Linked DNA regions of Homo sapiens: regions 1 and 2 are each linked to region 3. A link is a contact called in ENCODE Hi-C or POLR2A ChIA-PET data. All regions are on one chromosome and are shown on one strand. The core of a region is the stretch at or near the end of the contact, and the rest is flanking DNA. Distances in the headings are between cores, read along the strand shown.

The links. A loop is a pair of places that touch in the nucleus more often than their neighbours do. ChIA-PET counts read pairs that join two places held with the same protein, here RNA polymerase II (POLR2A). Pooled maps may share reads with other maps.
Region 1: a pooled map shows a loop between it and region 3 (4-fold over the local background). The contact joins the promoter of KCNC4 here to the enhancer-like site in region 3. A Hi-C loop is called at or near these places in 1 of 168 maps with a recorded cell type or tissue (mesothelial cell of epicardium) and 6 of 50 pooled maps. POLR2A ChIA-PET finds 5 or more read pairs at or near these places in 1 of 52 experiments (activated CD4-positive, alpha-beta T cell).
Region 2: a pooled map shows a loop between it and region 3 (7-fold over the local background). The contact joins two enhancer-like sites. A Hi-C loop is called at or near these places in 1 of 168 maps with a recorded cell type or tissue (mesothelial cell of epicardium) and 7 of 50 pooled maps. POLR2A ChIA-PET finds 5 or more read pairs at or near these places in 1 of 52 experiments (activated T-cell).

What each region holds. Positions count from the first base shown.
Region 1 is chr1:110,208,849-110,211,563 of GRCh38, forward strand. It overlaps KCNC4 (potassium voltage-gated channel subfamily C member 4), which reads left to right and starts at 1,466. Exons shown (of 4, transcript NM_001039574.3): 1 at 1,466-2,715. The coding sequence starts at 2,652. It overlaps KCNC4-DT (KCNC4 divergent transcript), which reads right to left and starts at 1,139. Exons shown (of 2, transcript NR_046546.1): 1 at 763-1,139; 2 at 1-356. RefSeq lists a silencer at 1,146-1,825.
Region 2 is chr1:110,234,644-110,237,404 of GRCh38, forward strand. It overlaps a transcript of KCNC4 not described here. Among named protein-coding and RNA genes, the nearest start is that of KCNC4, 26 kb to the left of the region's middle. RefSeq lists enhancers at 279-779, 780-1,280 and a silencer at 1,792-1,901. Within about 2 kb of position 1,253, at least 14 of the 41 ENCODE cell types and tissues checked have a DNase peak (open chromatin) inside an H3K27ac peak, as active enhancers do.
Region 3 is chr1:110,633,395-110,636,236 of GRCh38, forward strand. No RefSeq gene overlaps it. Among named protein-coding and RNA genes, the nearest start is that of KCNA2, 28 kb to the left of the region's middle. RefSeq lists an enhancer at 1,339-1,528. Within about 2 kb of position 1,542, at least 14 of the 41 ENCODE cell types and tissues checked have a DNase peak (open chromatin) inside an H3K27ac peak, as active enhancers do.

The DNA.
Region 1 (2,715 bases), core at 216-2,715, 420 kb before region 3:
TCAGTTTCGAGGAGCAGGGACTGGGCACAAAGGGGGTGCCAGTAAATGTGTGTTTCTGATTAACTCACCTCCCCTGCGTGTCAGTACAGATCATCAAAGATCATTGTCATTTTGGTTTTCTGGCCTCATTAATAATGAGACTTTTGCTTGTAAAAATCCCTTGCATTGGCACTGAGCTTTTAACCTTTCCTGAGACACACATAGGCCCTTGTCTTGTTTTTCTCAGTTGAGCTAGGTACTGCCTGATCTGGAACTGGGAAGGTGCACAGGTGTCCAGGGCAGGTGTGTCATTCACCTTTCATTTCTGCCTCAAGATCTCTTTACATCATCCAGACAGGCATGGAGGCTGCCTGAAGCTGTAAAAAAGAAAAAAAAACCCAATGGGGATTAATATGAAGATGTAAAATAGGTTCTGGACTTAACAAAAACAAATGAATCTGGAAATTGCTCTTGGGATAGGGCCAGTAAAGTCCTGTTGGTGCCTACGTTTTGGGTATGGCAGCTTCTCAATCACTTAGCAAACAGGTTCTCAGAGGCAGGCACTGTGGGAGCTATCAAGATGAAAAAGCACAATGCCGCCTGCAGGAGCTCAGGGTTAGGGAGGGGAGAGGAGACATATACACAGGCAAAGTCAAATTGTAATGGGTAGAATAAGAGTAGAAACAGGAAGGGGTCATGAGGCAGGACACGGGCATTTCCTATGTGGACCCCAGAGCAATGACGAGCAAAGGCTTTAACTAATGACTTTTCAGGGCCACCCACCCACTCCACATCCATAAAACATTTCGCGATGAACACAGCCAGAGCTACGGTTTCCTTCCATCCGGCACAAGAAGCGCTTCTCTGCCCAAGGCCACCCCGTCCTCCATTCCATCGCGGGGACTTTGGTGGCTGGGACAGAGGCGGAGAGCATCAAGACCATGGGTGTCTTGGGCTACGTTGGGCCTCCGAGGCGCAGGATGCGGGGCGGGGTGGTCAGAAGGCCCCAACACGGTCCCTGGGAAAGGAGAGGGCAGCCTGATCCTCGCGACAGCGTCTCTACCCTCTTTCTTCCTTGGCCTTCCGTCAGCCGCAGTGAAACGGCAACAGTGCGACCAGCTTGGCGGGGAGGGGGCGAGGGACGAAGCAAGAAGAGCCGGGCGGAGGTTAGAGGTCAGGGGTCGAGAGCGCTTCGGTGTCAGCGGGCTGCGGTGGGAGGAGCTGCGGGCCCGGGGGAGGCGCGGAGCAGGGCTGAGGGGGGCGGGAGGGGTTGCCGGCGGAAGCGCGCAGGGGCGGCGCGCTGGGCTGGGCACTGGCGGCGAGGAGGTGACGCGCTTGGTTGGGGCTCGGCTCCGGGGAGGAAGACTGCGCTCGGTCGCCAGGGCCTGCAGTGAGTCGGATCGGCCCCGCGCTGCGCCGCGCCCCGCCCACCCCGCCCCGCGAAGGGCGCGTCTGGGCGAGGCGGGGCCCCGGAGGAAAAGGCGCCACTGGGGCGTGGCGGCCGCTGCCAGCGCCGGAGGGAGACCATGAGCCCCTAGGGCCCCAGCCCACCGGCGCCGAGGCGCCCCCTCCCCTATGCCACCTCGCGCCCGCCCCCTGCCGCGCGCGAGCCAAGGCCGGCGCCCCGCCCGGAGATGGGCAGACGCGTAGATGGCGTGGCTCCCAGCGCCGCCAGATCGCAGGAACCAGGCGCCGGGGCGTTGCGCTGAGGCTCCCTCTCCGCGCGGCCCGGGAAGCCTGCAGGTGTCCTTGGCCGCTCGGCCGCCGCCCCCGGTACACCTTCGCCAGTGCCCAGAGCCCGGCTCCCCAGAGCGGCCCCGCCCCCCAGGCTCGGCGCCGCGCAGGACGCCCCGTCTGAGGCACCCCCGCCCCAGCGCGGCCCCCGCAGCGCTGCGCCCGGTCCGGCGCAGCTCCCAGCCGCGGACGCAGGACCCGAGGCTCGCTCCTGCGGGCGCGCTTGTTTTCCAGCTGCCGCCTCGCCCTGCGCAGCCCCCGCCCGCCCGGCCGCCGCTCTCTGCTCTGCCCCGCCTGCCTTCCTCGCCCGGCGCTGGATTTATGAATGGGGGGAAGAGGCCACATGCCGCCGCCGCCGCCTCGTGTTGACCGCAAGCAGCCCGGGCCCACGGAGCTCCGGCTGCCGTGAGAGTGTCGGCCTGGCCCCGGCAGCCGCTCGGAGGACTTGTTGCTGCTGCGCTGCCGCCGCTGCGGGGAAGCCGGCTATTCCGGGGCTTGGTGCGGTCTTGGAGCCGGAGGGTGGCCCGTGTGAGCGCGAGCGCCCCGGACCTTCGCGGTGCGCGTGGACTGTGCGCTTCCTCGTCTTTGGTCGGGGTGAAGGCGGGGGCGTGTCCCCGGCCCAGAGCGTTTGTGTGTCCCGTCGTAGCGGGGGACCGCGTGTGTGCTTGCTTCTACTTCCCCGGGTCCTCCCTCTCTGCGCCTCCCTCTCTCCGGAGCTTCCTGCCCTAACCCCAACCACCTGTGTACCGGAGAAATCCAACTCCTCCCGCTCCGCGTCCTAGGGGGATAGGCAGGGGCAAGCCCAAGCCGCAGAGGGGGCCGCCACCGCCTCCTGCCTCCTCTTCGTCTCCTCCCCCTCCCCCGTCTGACGCTGCCTCCTCGGGAAGGGTGTTTGGAGGGCAGCGGCCGCCCCAAGCCGGAGCCCCGCAGCGCTTCTTATGATCAGCTCGGTGTGTGTCTCCTCCTACCGCGGGCGCAAGTCGGGGAACAAGCCTCCGTCCA
Region 2 (2,761 bases), core at 3-2,502, 400 kb before region 3:
GCAACCTGTGCAGCCACTCAGAAGGGCCCCATGCTGGGTTTAATGCTTGGCTGTCACCATCATGAAATTAATAATGGTTGAACAGGGGCCCTGCGTTTCCATCTTGCACCAGGCTCTGGCGGGTCTGGTTGCCTGCTTGCCTCTCCTTATTCTTGTCTTACTCCTCACTCTTACTCTGGGCATCTGTGTAGGACCATAGGGGCCTCAATTCAAAGTCTTGCTTTGCTGCTTGCTAGCTGGGTGACTTGGGGGTGACTCACCGAAATGGTTTCCCTGTTTGTTAGGGAATAATGATGGCCCCTGTTTCAGAGACAGAGTGAAGAGCCTGGCCTGGTGTCATGTGTCTACCTGTGATATGACATATAGTAGCGGCACAGTGTCAGCTCCCTCCCTGCCCTGTTCCTGTCACTCTCAGACTTTTCTCCACAGACTTCTGAGATCTCCGTGTCCAGCTGCACCAAGAAAGGACAAGAACACACCCGGGAGCTGTCTTGGGCAGTGTAGAACAGCAGGGTGAGGACGGAATGGCCGAGGAGAGGGAAGAAGCCAGGGGAAGCCTGTTCCTGAAGTGTAAGGAAAGATCGGGCTTGGAGCCTGGGCCAGCCGAGGCAAGGGGGTGGCAGGCAGCCAGTGTCAATTAAAGATAAAATTTCTCCTCCGGTAGTGGAGGGCAAACAGTGGCTGTGGCCCCCCTAGACAGGAGAAAGCCATTTGCAGCCAGGCTGGCCTTGGAAAAGCTTGGCCAGGCGATAATGGGACGGGATGCGCTGCTGACTCCATAATGATATTACGCATCAGGGCCCACGGCCAAAGTGGCTGTTTTTTCTGTAGATCGATGTGGAACCATTTCATGGTCAGGGGCTGAGAACCCAGCCAGCAGCAGGGGTACTAGATGCCAGAGTGGTCCTGAGGGGACTGAAGGGGTGGCAACTGGGGTCCCCAGTGACCGTTTCAGGCTGCTGGAAGAGGAGGGGGCAGTGTGCAGGAGGGTGGAGGGGTGGACGAGAGAAGCAGCAGACTGCCCCTCCTCCCCACCTCACAGAAACAGCAGGCCGTGCTGTCAAGGAAGAAAGGGCTCTGGCTTCCTCCTGTTCCCCAAAGCTGGAGTCGAGCCCAAGGTAGGGAGCTGGTTAAAAGAACAGGACATTGTTTAAAAGAATAAGACAGACTTTTGAAGTCAGGCAGACTTGGGTTTGAGTCCTGACTCCATCACTTCCTTGTTGTGTGACCCTGGGCAAGTTACTCAGCCTCTGTGAACGTCTATTTCCTCATCTTTTAAATGTAGTATCTGCCTGAGGCCGTGTCTCTCTCATTGAGCCATGAGGAGAAATGAGTCGGCGCCTGTAAAGCCTCGCGCACAGTGCCTAGCACATAACCATTGCTAGAGGGAGAGGGGAGTATTTTGGGGCAACTCACTCCAGTAACAGATGACCAGTTTGGTTTGATGACCTCACTTTTCAGTGAATCAGCCTCATTTCACTGAAGTCCTTAGTCCTTATCTCCTTGTGAAGGAATAAGAGGGGATGATTATACCTAACAGCGAACATTTATTGAGTGCTGGGCAGTACATTTCATGCTTATAAAGATGCATTCCAAGATTGATGTTATCCTTACCTTTGTTTTACGAGGAGAAAACCAACACAACAATGTCAGGTCATTTCTCCAAAGTCACACAGCCATTAAGTAGCAAAGCTGGGATTCAAACTCAGTCTGGCTCTGTGGGTCCAATGCTTAGCCACTCTCTGAACTGAGTGGGGCTTGTGAGTCATAACCTCCAGTGTAGGAGTTTGTGCTTTTAGTGTTATTTCCTTAACTGCAATTGATTCTCATAGCAAAGGTATTGTTTTCCCCTTTTACAGATAAGAAACCAAGGCTTGGAGAAGTGAATCATTAAACTCACTCTCCCTTTTACGTGTATGTACCCCACCCCACACACACATAAAGCGAGGAGGAATGTCCTCTTGGGATTCATTCATTAATTAGCAGCAGGCAACACCCAGCTCAGTGACTGCTTGGTTCCTTCCCTCTGCGACCCCACTGGAGTTTTATTCTCTGACGCACAGAAGTGGGTAAGTGGGGGTAGGACTGCTCTGGAACCCAAGTTACATGAGGAGTGGCTCAAGCTGGAGAAGTCTTGGAAACCTGATCCCAACTACCAGGTGTTTAAAGGGTACCTGTGGGGAAGTGGGTTTAGATTCTTCTCTGATTGCAGAGAGCAGATCCGGAAATAATAGGTGGAAATGTTAGGAGGGCAGATTGGGTTTAAATTTTAAAAAATCTTTTTTTAATGAAATTTTTGATTTGTAATTTTTGTGGGTACATAGTAGGTATATATAAGAACCTTATTTTCTGTTGTTTCCCTTGCTATTATAAATTTATTACTGCCAGTCATGGTGGCTCATGCCTGTAATCCTAACACTTTGGGAAGCTGAGGAGAGTGGATTGCTTGAGGCCAGAAGTTTGAGACCAGCCTGGATAACATAGTGAGACCCCATCTCTACACAAAAAAAAAGAAAAAGAAAAATTAGCCAGGTGTGATGGCATGTGCCTGTAGCCCCAGCTTCTCGGGAGGATTTCTTGAGCCCAGGAGGTTGAGGCTGCAGTGAGCTATGATCATACCACTGCACTCCAGCCTGGGCGACAGAACGAGACCCTGTCTCAAACAAACATTTATTTAATACAAGGTATTGGAAACCATCCCCATACCAAATCAACAGGGAATCCCCTGTCACCCTTCCTCAGTCCCACTTTCCTCCCCAGA
Region 3 (2,842 bases), core at 292-2,791:
CTGGTGAGGGAGCAGGAAGGGGGTTGCTGGAGTTGGAAATCTTGCAAGAAAGTACTTAAAGCAATGCCTAAGGGTTCTGGGCTACTGGACTGGTGGGAGTGCTGACAGCAGGACACTGATAGGCTGGGGAGAGAAGACAGTGCTCAAGGGTGGAAGGTATCAAAAACATGCCAGAGACCATGCATATGGGATTCAGAAGCAAGAAACTTGAAGGCAGAGAGGTGAGAGTGGGATGTTTGAGTTTAAAATTCCCAAGGAGTGCAAGTCCCGTCAAAGTTCAGGATGTGGCCTTGAGTGGGGTCCCCAAGCAGAGTCAGGGTGTAGGAGCCTGGAGAGGAAAAGGTCAAAGGTTTTGGTCCCCAGGATTCTGGATGTCAGGGTGATAACTGAATTTGAGGGGAAGCCTGGGAGCCAGGTGCCAAGGCCTTTGATGGCTGAGGAGGGAATGGGTGGGCAGCTCTGAGAGGGGGTCTTGTCGTGTTCTAGATAATGAAAGATGAGCAGGGGATGCCTCAAAAGGCCACTGGATGTAATCCAGCCCTAGGCCAGCTGGACTTGGGTGACTTGCCTGAGGACAGGCAGCAAAAAAGTGGCTGAGACAAAATAAAAATTAACTTTATGTCTGTAATCACTTACTCTTCCAACCCTTATGGACTGCCGGTCTGTACAGATGTTCTGGTTCACTAAAAGCTTGGTTGACAAGACTTTTTATTCTCCTGAATTTGTAGTACATATTCACCATGTGACCTTGGGAAATGCATGTCATATTCTACCAGCCTCAGTTTCCCCCTCTGAATGCCAAGAGGCTGACCAGAGTGGCAAGTTTTCAGCCTTGTCAGGTGGACCCCAGCGATTCAGTGAAAGAGGCTAAAGGTACCTGGGTGGTGTTGCAGAGCTGGGGGGTGGGAAGATTACAGGGAATCTGCAGGGGATCAGTTCCTGGCCCCACCTTGGTCTCCAGCTGAGCAGCTACCCTTGAATCTGCCAGAATTCTAGACTTCTGCATGAGATTTTGTTTGGAAAGAGGATTCTGCTGCCTAAAACTGTGAAAAATCATGATCTTGCCTAGCCCTGACACTGCGTGAGCCTGTTGCCTTCCTGTACTGGAGGGTGTATCCTTGGCAGTGTGTCCCTTCTGCTTGCCCCAGTCAATTTTAATGCCTAAGCACTTGGCAGGAACATGGGTAGTGCCAGGACCTCTGTAATGCACTTGGCAATGAGCTGATGCTCTTTAGTGGTAGTTGTGACGCCTCTCAGAAATCTGACTTTACTAAAGTGGTATTGATGGGCCAAGGGCTTGGGTGCTCCTCAGTGACCTTGATGATGAATTACATCTGGGATCCAGTGAGTGGAACAGACAGGTTCTTTAGCTGAGGAACAAAGCCCAGGCCTGTTCTTCATCACTTAGCACCAGCTGGGATCCCTTGTTGCCAGGCTGGCAGCTGTGAGGGATCACTTGGCCACCAGGAAGACTTCCCAGCTGGGACTGTTCTGAAGATTTGTGCCAGAGAAACTACATCTGTGAGTCACTGCTCAGGGGAAAACCCAGCTGCTCGGCTCAGCTCCAGCCCCAGTGGCCCCGGGGAAGGACCAGAAGGCAGAGCGAGAATAAAAGATAGGCTGCTTTGCTTTTCTCAGTTTCCATAGCAGGTTACCGTATTTGCAGTTCTTCATTTCATGAGGGAAGTTGAGAGTGGGACTGGAATCAAAAGAGGTACTCAGATGGTGAAGCCCATAGCTGTTGGGTGTGGAGGTTTTGGCTAAGCCACCAGGGATACTTCTCTGACCCTCTGGATCCTTACTTTGACTCATCGCCCTTTTTTTTTTTTTTTTTCTGATCCACAGGTGGCTACAGCCAGGTTCATAGTCTGGCACATGGCATTTTCTGGACAGTGAGAATCAGGAAATGGGGGTGAATCTTAGAGTGGGTCTGATGAATCGTGGGAAAATCTCTCAACATTGAGACAGAGATACTGGAAGGAGCTTGAGATTTGTTTTATAAGAAGAGGGATTCTTGGTGTCATGGCTGTCTTCTCAGAAGGGAAGATCGGTCAGGTGTGGGCCTGAAAACCATGGGTGTTAAAGGGCTGACCCTGGAACAGTCCCTGCAAGGATAGGGGTGGACCATCAGGACAATGATGGGAAAGTGCTGGTGTTTGGGATGTCACTTCCCACAAATTGACAATCACTGCAGAGGCCAAGAAGCCTCCCACTGGGTTTGGGGGGTCAGTATCTCTTCAATTAAACTAAGGCAAATTCTTAGCTGCCAAGGAGGCCAGGTGACTTTGGGTTCTAGTCTCAGATGAGTCCTAGTGGGCTAGAAGCCTGCTTTGCTCTGCTTGACACAGACCAGACATGATGGGTAGGACTTAGTTCCACAGTGGATGTGGGGAGTCCTGTGAGCTGGTGGGAGTGTGTCTGGAGCGTGCCTAGAATCATGGGGCCTGCATGGTAAAGGTCCTGCAACCAAGCCAAAATGGGGATGCTTATGGGGCTGGGGATGTTTAGCCTAGAAAAGGGCATAGGAGGCTAGTGTTTTTTGAATCCCTGTTGCTCTAGATGACAGAACTGAGGCCAATAGATGGAGATAATAGGAAGAAAAATTGTGACTCACCAGAGATAAAGCTAGCTGATATTTTAAGACAGTAAAGTCTAATGGTTAAGATCTTGGACTCTAGAGTAGAGTCACAATGGGCACCACCCTGAATCCTGCTCACAGATGTGGGTCTGCAACCCACTTGGTGTTGGCCTGCTCTGCCCTGGGATTTAAAAAACTTGCATCAGTCATCAGCACAAATTGGGAGATTATGCTTACAAATCTATATGGATAGCCTCTTTTTAA